Regions from separate parts of the Homo sapiens genome. Here region 1 is linked to region 2. Evidence: read pairs that join two places in POLR2A ChIA-PET (ENCODE). Cell type or tissue: endothelial cell of umbilical vein. All regions are shown on one strand.

Evidence for each region. ChIA-PET counts read pairs that join two places held together with the same protein. Peaks named below come from ENCODE experiments on the same cell type or tissue, not always from the same donor. Only the 100,000 strongest peaks of a DNase experiment are listed, where the experiment ranks them.
Region 1: POLR2A ChIA-PET joins it to region 2 with 5 read pairs; 1 of 35 experiments calls an interaction of 5 or more read pairs at or near these places.

What each region holds. Positions count from the first base shown.
Region 1 is chr5:83,507,395-83,512,394 of GRCh38, reverse strand. It overlaps VCAN (versican), which reads right to left. Exons shown (of 15, transcript NM_004385.5): 6 at 1-292. Among named protein-coding and RNA genes, the nearest start is that of VCAN, 38 kb to the right of the region's middle. In endothelial cell of umbilical vein, no CTCF peak of the experiment used is centred here; a DNase peak (open chromatin) is centred at 2,694.
Region 2 is chr5:82,628,103-82,633,102 of GRCh38, reverse strand. No RefSeq gene overlaps it. Among named protein-coding and RNA genes, the nearest start is that of MIR3977, 210 kb to the left of the region's middle. In endothelial cell of umbilical vein, no CTCF peak of the experiment used is centred here; a DNase peak (open chromatin) is centred at 4,502.

The DNA.
Region 1 (5,000 bases), 880 kb before region 2:
TTAAAGCAGTAGGCATCAAATCTGCTATCAGGGGGAGGGAAGCCTGTCTGGTTCTCAAAACGATACAGGGTTCTCACCCCAAGTAGACCACCTCCACACTGGGCCCTGGCCACAGTCACAGGGTGGCGCACGCTGGCATCCGACAGCCACCCGTAATCGCACTGGTCAAAGCCGTTCCTCCATGCCGCCTGGAGTTCCCCCACTGTTGCCAGCCTGGCATCCTGGTTTTCACACTCTTTTGCAGCCTCCTCGAAGGTGAATTTACTGGGGACAGTGAGGTGGAACACATCACCTGGAAAAAAAAGAAGGGAAAAAAAGCCCAAAGTTTTATTATTCATTCCTTTCCTGTTGGATAAATATGGTGGGGAAGGAATTGGAGGAGCATGTAATACTTTTTCATGGCAAGGTAGCAGCTTCTGATACTTTAAAGCAGAAAAGATAATGGTGACTTAGCTTCGTTATAATTATGAATACATAATCATAAATAACACATACCCGAGAAGTTTTATTCTATACGTGTATGTGTGTGTGTACATTGGCCATAGAATCAGTCATTTAATAACATTTTATAATACATTCTTTAAAATGAACAAATCCTTCTGAGTGATTCTTTAGATTACTATCCAGGTTTTTGTTTTTTTAAGGAAAAAGTCTGCTATGTGCTTCCTAACATTGCATATTGGAAGGGAAACCTTGCATTGAACTGCCACCACGGTTATTCCACTTTGTTTATCCTAAAATCAAATAGTAATTCTCTGGCCTTCCTTCTCATTTATAACTACCGACAAAGTGGATTAACGCCATTAAATAAAAAAAAAAAAAAATAAGAAAACCTCCAGAAATGTGAAGATGGGAAGGGCTCAGAAGTGGTACAGAATTCTACTTCCTGCCTTCCCGTATCAGGCACAGGGCTGCCATGATGGTTACGAAGGTCGCGGCCTGCACAGGAGCACCAGGCCCAGTGTGTAGGGAAGGCCTAGGTCGCCTCCCACTCAGCCAGCCAAAGGAACTCCAGCCTCTTTGGATAAAGCCTTTGTTTTACTTGCTCTGTGCAGAGGGAGCACTTTTTGCTAATTCTTACAAAGACACCCCAAGTGCTAGTAGGGGCTTTAACTAGGTTCAAGAGACTTCTTTTTTTTTTAGGAGAATCGCTTGAACCCGGGAGGCAGAGGTTGCAGTGAGCTGAGATTGCACCACCACACTCCAGCCTGGGCGACACAGCGAGACTCCGTCTCGAAAAAAAAAAGAGAGAAAGACTCCCCCAACACCCCACTCACTCGGGCCCCAGATGGAGGCTCAGTAGCCCAGGCTGCAGTGCAGTGGCACGATCTGGGCTCACTGCAACCTACACCTCCCGGGTTCAAGCGATTCTCCTGCCTCAGCCTCCCAAGTAGCTGGGATTACAGGCACCTGCCACCACGCCCAGCTAATTTTTGTATTTTTAGTGGAGACGGGGTTTTGCCATGTTGGCCAGGCTGGCCTCAAACTCCTGACCTCGTGATCCACCCGCCTCGGCCTCCCAAAGTGGTGAGATTGGTTAAAGAGGTTTTTTAATTTGCTGATTGATTAACAAGAAAAGGCTGGACAGTTGCTTTGTTTATTACCAAGTCTAATTAGCAGAGGGTATATTCATTATCATTTAACATGTTACAATGAAAGATTCTGGAAACTTCAGAGTTTGTTAAGTTGGAATTTTACTTAGCTAACTAACATAACAGTTTGCTGAAATAAATTCCACACAAATTAAATTATGTTTTTCACATGTGAGCAAAAGTAACCAAAGACAGAAGCAGAATTATAGAATACCTAAGCCAATATCACAGTCAGGAGGAGAAATGAAAACTGAAACAGAAAGTTAAAATGTTGATAGCCCACTATTGTAGCTGAGAGTACTGTTTCCATCTCACTGAAGCTGATCTCTGATTCTATGATATATTAGACAACTGGGATCCAAAGAGCTGTCATGATTTGGATCTTCACCTGACTAAATCCAGATGTATCAAGCAATTGTTTAAAATGAATAGTGCTATTACTTTCTCTGAGTGGGTGATAGCACTATAAAACAAGAAAAATTAGTCATGGGGAAAATGGCCAAAGCACACATATCGGCTTTTCTCACTATATATCTAAAATTGCTATTGAGGAAAGTAGGCCAAATTTCAATGAGAGCTATTTGAAGAAGGGAGAGAGAAATTACTTTCACCTGACTGAAAGAAGTGGTAGAGGTGTACATAGCTTTTTATTCTTAATTATCTAGTCTGGCAAAAGACAGTAATCTCAAATACAACAATACACTCTAAGAAAAAGTTCCCCTCCCGGCTCTCACAACGTCTCCCTTCCTAATAAATTTTAAAAGCATAAGGGTCACAGGGCCAGTTACATAGTATGTATTCAATAAGATTTGTTAAATGAATGGCACTTCAAGTTCTTATTAAGAAGCTAGGTCTCTTTTTTCCCCCTATCCTTCCCAACAGCACATTAAATAAAGCTAACTCTGCTACAAAGCTTTGGAGAGATGGCTGCTGCCTGAAACAGGCATTTTATCTCACAATAGACTTGGCTCAAAGCAACATGGAGAAAGGCAGACAGAGAAATTACGTCATCCTGAACAGCCTCCTTCACCTCAGAATAACACTTGCCTGAGGCCTGAAAGGGCTGCAAGTGTAAAGAAGGCAGCGTGCCAACAGTTTTCCCTGAGAGGTAGAACCCTTGGACTTGTTATTACAGCTGGAATATTAGTTGTGTTGCCTTAGTTTCCTGCATTTCCTGAGATACTCCTACCTTAAGGCGAAACTACCATTCCTCTTAAGTAACAAGTGTTATCAGCCAACCACGGAAGGGCAAAGAAATATAATTAATTGAGTAAAACTCTGCTTCTCCAACTGCACTGTTAGTCTATCTATTGAGGAACATCAACTTCTCCAAGGAAGACCAGACCAAAGGGCTAATGAGGAAAAAATGGCAGCATGATTTCATGGGTAGCTGGTTTCCCTATTTTAAACAGCAAACATGTTTGCAGTATTAAAAGAAAGAAAGGCTTCAGTAGGTGCTGGCCTGTTACAAAGAGAATTCTCTTAGTAGTAGTTAATCAGTTCAGACCTACTTATAGAACTTTTCATGTAGAAACTCTTGTTAAATCTGACTTTATATCAGACTATCAATTATTTAACTCACTTGTTTGAAGTATACGATATTCATTTATTTGTTTGATACCCATAGAATGATCATTTTACTACTTTGATTAAATTCTGTTATCCCTAATGCCATTTCTTTCTTTCTTTCTTTCCTTCCTTCCTTCCTTCTTTCTTTCTCTTTCTTTCTTTCTTTCTTTTCTTTCTTTCTCTTTCTTTCTTTCTTTCTTTTCAAAAAAGATAGAGTCTTGCTAAATTGTCCAGGCAGGAGTGCAGTGGCTATTCACAGGCATGATCATAGCACACTCTGTCCTCAACTTCCTTGCCTCCAGCAATCCTCCTTGCCTCAGCTTCCTGAGTAGCTGGGACTACACGCAGGCACCACTGTGCCCAACTTATCCTTTTCAATTATGTGTAGAAATTTTTCAAACTTTCCAAATAAAATTTTTATAAAACATATTGCAAGAAACATTACCATTGGGTTTCTTGTAATTCAGATGAAAAAAAGGAAGATTTAACCAGAATCAATTGAGTTTACTTTAAGGTGAGGATTAAAAGAATTAATCTGTTAAGATAACGTGCAGTCAGTTATTTTATTCAGCAATAATTACTTTATTTCAGAATAATGAGAAAAGGAAAAAAGTGACTTAAATTCTGTTCTAAAAAATAACTATTTAAGCCTTCCTAAATCATAATTGTTTAGTGTGAACATTTCCTTGCTCACCTCAAAAACCTAATGATATAGTGAAGCATTTACACTATAGAATTGAGTATGTCTTTAATCTCTTATAACTAACACCCAATCTATACCAAACGTGATAAGTTAAATGTCCAAACTTCTGTCCTTTCCATGTATCAACCCTCTATTATTAAGGCAGGGACATCTGTACATAAATTTGTTTTGTGGAATATTTTGGAAAACACTGTTCTAAAGACCTATATTTTAATCAAGAAGAGGACTCTCAATTAACTTACAACACACATAACTTAGTACTAAGTTTCTGGTATGTGTCAACCTGTTTAAGATAGAAGCAAAGTGAGCAGACTGGGTACCCAGTCAGAATCAAAGCAGGAGATTACAAAGCAAAATATGTATGATGCCAATTGCCTCCCAGGATTATGTCAAAGGCTGCAAGTGAGCAAAAAGGGGAATGAGGCAGAGCAGGGAACCCTGATGAAGTGTCTAAGACAGCAATTTAAGCTGAACATGGAAAGAGCTCATTACTTAAAAAGAAGCTCATTTTGCACAAAGTAAACCAAGGTATGGCAGATAGCAACAGGCTTTCTCCAGAACAATAAATTCCAGGAATAAGTCTTTCAACCCCGTATCTCATTAAAAACATGCAGTTTTTAAGCTAAACATTGTCCATTTCTACACTGAGAAAAGCAATCAAGATGTTAACATTTTCAAAGTTTCTATTGATCCATTTTCAGTCTTTAAACCCATAGTCAGGAATTATTTATAAGTCAAATTATATGTTGTAAACTATAGCACAGTGGAATGAAATTGGATAGAAATGAAGTCTGGGCCAGTAATAGAATTGTAAATCCAGGCTTGGTCCAAAAATGAATGCTCATAGAAGGATGCCTCCAAAGATAACATCTAATGCCTAGAGGCAAAGCCAAATCAGGAATCCAAGGAACAGACAAAAGAGAAAGCCACTGATCACAGCAAACATGGGAAATCAAGCAAATCAAATAGGCACGTTTGCTTAGTTGCTCTCTCTCAACATGATTTAATTGGCCCAACTGTGTAAGCTCCTACCCAGAGGGTATCATAAAGCCACCTTTTTATCTCTGATGTGAATAATAAAAGTTCTTTCTGAGTTTTTAATCACAGTACAACCTTTAGAGTTAGACAGGGAATGC
Region 2 (5,000 bases):
TGTGTTTATTGAAGCACTATTCATAATAGCAAAGACTTGGAACCAACCCAAATGTCCAACAATGATAGACTGGATTAAGAAAATGTGGCACATAGGCCAGGCACGGTGGCTCACGCCTGTAATCCCAGCACTTTGGGAGGCCGAGTGGGTGGATCATGAGGTCAGGAGATCGAGACCATCCTGGCTCACATGGTGAAACCCCATCTCTACTAAAAATACAAAAAATTAGCCGGGCATGGTGGCAGGCGCCTGTAGTCCCAGCAACTCAGGAGGCTGAGGCAGGAGAATGGTGTGAACCCGGGAGGCGGAGCTTGCAGTGAGCCGAGATCGCACCACTGCACTCCAGCCTGGGCGAGAGTGAGACTCTGTCTTAATAAAAAAGAAAAGAATATGTGGCACATATACACCATGGAATACTATGTAGCCATAAAAAACGATGAGTTCATGTCCTTTGTAGTGACATGGATGAAGCTGGAAACCATCATTCTGAGCAAATTATAGCAAGGACAGAAAACCAAACACTGCATGTTCTCACTAATAGGTGGGAATTGAACAATGAGAACACTTGGACACAGGGTGGGGAACATCACACACTGGGGCCTGTCATGGGGTGGGGGAGTGGGGAGGGATAGCATTAGGAGATATACCTAATGTAAATGACAAGTTAACGAGTGCAGCACACTAACATGGCACATGTATACATATGTAACAAACCTGCACGTTGTGCACATGTACCCTAGAACTTAAAGTATAATAAAAAAAAAAAAAAAGAAAACATTGTCTTCCAGTCTGTGGCTTACTCACCATTTTCAAAACCATAACTTGCGAAGGGAAAAAATTTTGATTTTGATAAAGTTTAAATTATCCATTTTATTTATTGTTTATGTTTATTTATATTTTTGATGTAGAGTTTTGCTCTTGTTGCCCAGGCTGGAGTGCAATGGCACGATCCTTTCGGTGGAGGAAGGAGGACTGCAACCTCCACCTTCCAGGTTCAAATGATTCTCCTGCCTCGGCCTCCCAAGTAGCTGGGATTACAGGCGCCCGCCACAACGCCCAGGTAATTTTTGTATTTTTAGTAGAGATGGGGTTTCATCATGTTGGTCAGGCTGGCCTCAAACTCCTGACCTCAGGTGATCCACCCACCTCAGCCTCCCAAAGTGCATTTTACAGGCGTGAGCCACCACGCCCAGCCCATTTTATTTATAGTTCACAATTTTGTGTCCTAAGAAATCTGTCTCACAAGTCCTTGTTGTGTTATTTTAGTGGTTGCTTTAAGTTTACAGTATACATCTTTAACATACCACAGTCTGCCTTCCAATAATATTTATAACAACTTATATGTATTATGAGAAACTTCCAGCAGTGTACTTCCATTTCCTCCCTCTTCTCTTTTGTGCTATTGTTGGCATATATTTCAACTTTACATATGTTATAAGCCCTGCAATACATTATTATTATTTTTGCTTTAGTCAAACCATTTGATGAGATTAAACATGAGAGCAAAATATTTTTATACATGGATACATGCATGGTTACCACTTCTGCAGGTTTTTACTCCTCTGTGGAGATTAAAACTTTCATCTAGTATCATTTTCTTTTTAGTAGAAAAAAAAGACAACTTCCTTTAACATTTCCCATAGAGCAAGACTGCTGGCTATGAATTCTTTCCTATTTGGTTGGTCTGAAAAAATCTTTATTTTGCCTTCAATTTTGAAAGACATTTTTTCTAGGATAGAAATCTAGGTTGGAAATATTTTACTTTAGCTCTTTATAAATGTTATATTGTCTTCTTTCCTGTGTGTTTTCCTAGAGAGATGTGTTGGAACTCTTCTAAATAATTCAGTATTGTACTTATTAGATTCAGTCAAGTGGTAGGGTAGCAGAGAAGAAAAGCTCAGACATGGATGAGGCATCCATATCTGAAGTATCTACGTTAGTAAACATAAGGGTGATGAGAAATTGGTTTGTAAGTCTGGGGAAAGTGGAGTGACTGAGACATACAATAACTTTTTTCTTCTGCTGCAGTCTCGAGTCTTAAAACTTCTCTTCCCAAGGGCAGGCCTTCTCACTGAGTAACTAAGTATAACTCTCAGTGTACATGGCAAGAATGAACTGCTGGGTGCGGTCACTCACGTCTGTAATCCTAGCACTTTGAGAGGCCAAGGTGGGTGCATGGCTTTAGTCCAGGAGTTCGAGACCAACCTGGGAAATATGGTGAAATCCCATCTCTACAAAAAAATACAAATATTAGCCAGGTGTGGTGGCATGCACCTGTAGTCCCAGCTATCCGGAGGGGCTGAGGAAGAAGGATTGCTTGAACCTGGGAGGTCAAGGCTACAGTGAGCCAAGATTTCACCACTGCACTCCAGCCTGGGTGACAAAGTGAGACCCTGTCTCAAAAAAATAAAAAATAAAAATAAATAAACTATACATGGTCCCAAGGAAAACAACTCATTTTCATGTTCCTAATAGACACTGGAGACTTACGAAAGAAAGGAGAAAGGTTGGCCGGGCGCGGTGGCTCACGCCTGTAATCCCAGCACTTTGGGAGGCCGAGGCGGGCGGATCACGAGGTCAGGAGATCGAGACCATCCCGGCTAAAACGGTGAAACCCCGTCTCTACTAAAAATACAAAAAATTAGCCGGGCGTAGTGGCGGGCGCCTGTAGTCCCAGCTACTTGGGAGGCTGAGGCAGGAGAATGGCGTGAACCCAGGAGGCGGAGCTTGCAGTGAGCCGAGATCCCGCCACTGCACTCCAGCCTGGGCGACAGAGCGAGACTCCGTCTCAAAAAAAAAAAAAAAAAAAAAAAAGAAAGGAGAAAGGTTAAAATTGTGGCTATAGAAAAGTAAACCTAATTACATCTATTTATGAGGAGTACTTATGCACAATGACCTCAGGGCATGCCTATGTGACAGATTAATTTCTTTAAAAATTCAAATGTTTTCAATCAACTTTTTAAATAACTGCTTATCCTTCTGCCACTTATACCTTTATATCTTATATTTAATACTGATATTAAAACAATATGAAAAAATTTTTTCCTATTTTCATATGAACTGGTGACCATAAAGATTCTTCTTTTGCAATTTAAGATATTACCATTTCTCAATGTTTAAGGCAGTGGTTCTCAAACTTCTATACACATAAAAATCTCCTGGAGAATTTGTTTAGAATGCAGATTCTCTGACTGTCTCTAATCATTCTGATTCATTAAGAGAGAGTGAAGCTTAAGAGAATGTGCCAACAAGCATCTCTGAGAATTTTTATACAGGTTATGTGAAGAGCACACTTTGAGAAACACTGCTGGATTTGAACTGACTAGAGGAGACATGTAGATTCAAGGGATGTAAACTCATTTGCATCTTTCAAAGGAAGTTCACTTCTTTCTTCTAAAAGGAAGTTGAAGGCTGAATTTTGGGAAAATATTGAAGTTTAGATTTATATTTTAACCAGAGTAGGCTTTCAGATGATTGGACTTGAGATCGGATGAAGTGTCAGACTCTTCACATTCATTATCATTGAGGTAGGTATTATTGTCTCTCTGTTTTGTTTTGTTTTGTTTTTCAGCCAGGGTCTCACTCTGTCACCCAGGCTGGAGTGCAGTGGTGCAATCTGGGCTCACTGCAACCTCTGCCTCCAAGGTTCAAGCAATCCTCCCACCTCAGCCTCCGGAGTAGCTGGAACTACAGGCGTATGCCACCACGCCCATTATATTAGCCTGTTTTCACACTGCTGATAAAGACATACCCGAGACTGGGCAATTTACAAAAGAAAGAGGTTTAATTGACTCACAGTTCCAAATGGCTGGGGAGGCCTCACAATCATGGCAAAAGGCGAAAGTCACATCTCACATGGCAGCAGACAAGAGAAGAGGAGAGCCAAGTGAAAGAGGTTTTCCCTTTCAAAACCATCAGAACTTGTGAGACTTACTCACTACCACGAGAACAGTATGAGGGAGCCACTGCCATGATTCAATTATCTTCCACTGGGTCCCTCCCACAACATGAGGGATTTATGGGAGATACAGTTCAAGATGAGATTTGGGTGGGGACACACAGCCAAACCATATGACCTGGCTGATTTTTGTATTTTTCTGTAGAGATGGGGTTTCATCCTGTTGTCCTGGGCTGGTCTTGAACTCCTGGGCTCAAGTGATCTGCTCGCCTTGGCCTCCCAAAGAGCTGGGATTACAGGATGAGCCACTGCACTTGTCCTCTATTGTCTTATTTTAATGCAAAAGATGGCTGAGAGATGTGAAGGAACTTGACTAGGGTTACACAGCCAATAAATATGAAAGCTGGATCTCAAGCCCAGGAATATGTGACCCAAAACCTGTGTTTTTTCTGTAGCCTCTGCCTACCATCCTCATGTTTTCCAGTTACAGGAATCAGAAACTGTGAGCTACCACCTTAAGAGTGACTCACAAGTCTAGTCCCCTACTCTTATCTTGGAAATTTATGTTATTAAAATAAAATACAGCCAAGAAAAATAAGGCTGTTTTTTTTTGAATCATTAAGGAAAGAAACAAAAACCTTTATAAAATTGACCAGAACATGCTAATTAATTCTCCTCTCCCAGTACTTATCACTCTGTATTATCATTTTCTGCATAACATATCCTTCTTTCCCACTAGAAACTGAGTTTCTCTGGTTCAGGATATAGATCTTATTTATCTCTGTGTCTAGCCACCACCACCATAATCACATTGACAAGTGACCCGTGGTGGATGCCAATAGCTTACAAGAAATGTCTTTACAAACGTCACTATCTGTATTTACTAAGAAATATGATAGAGGACACTGTTTATCATATTCCTCAGTATTTCTTATATGACACCCTGTAAGATAAATTTCTTTCAAACTGAAGTGCCAGAAATTTTTTTCTGTGCTTCAGAAATTAGTATGCTTTCTCCTTATGGGCAATATGAATTATATACATGAAACAGAATTTCTTATTATCGCTTTGGTTTCCAGGAAGTCAGGAACCAAATTTGTGG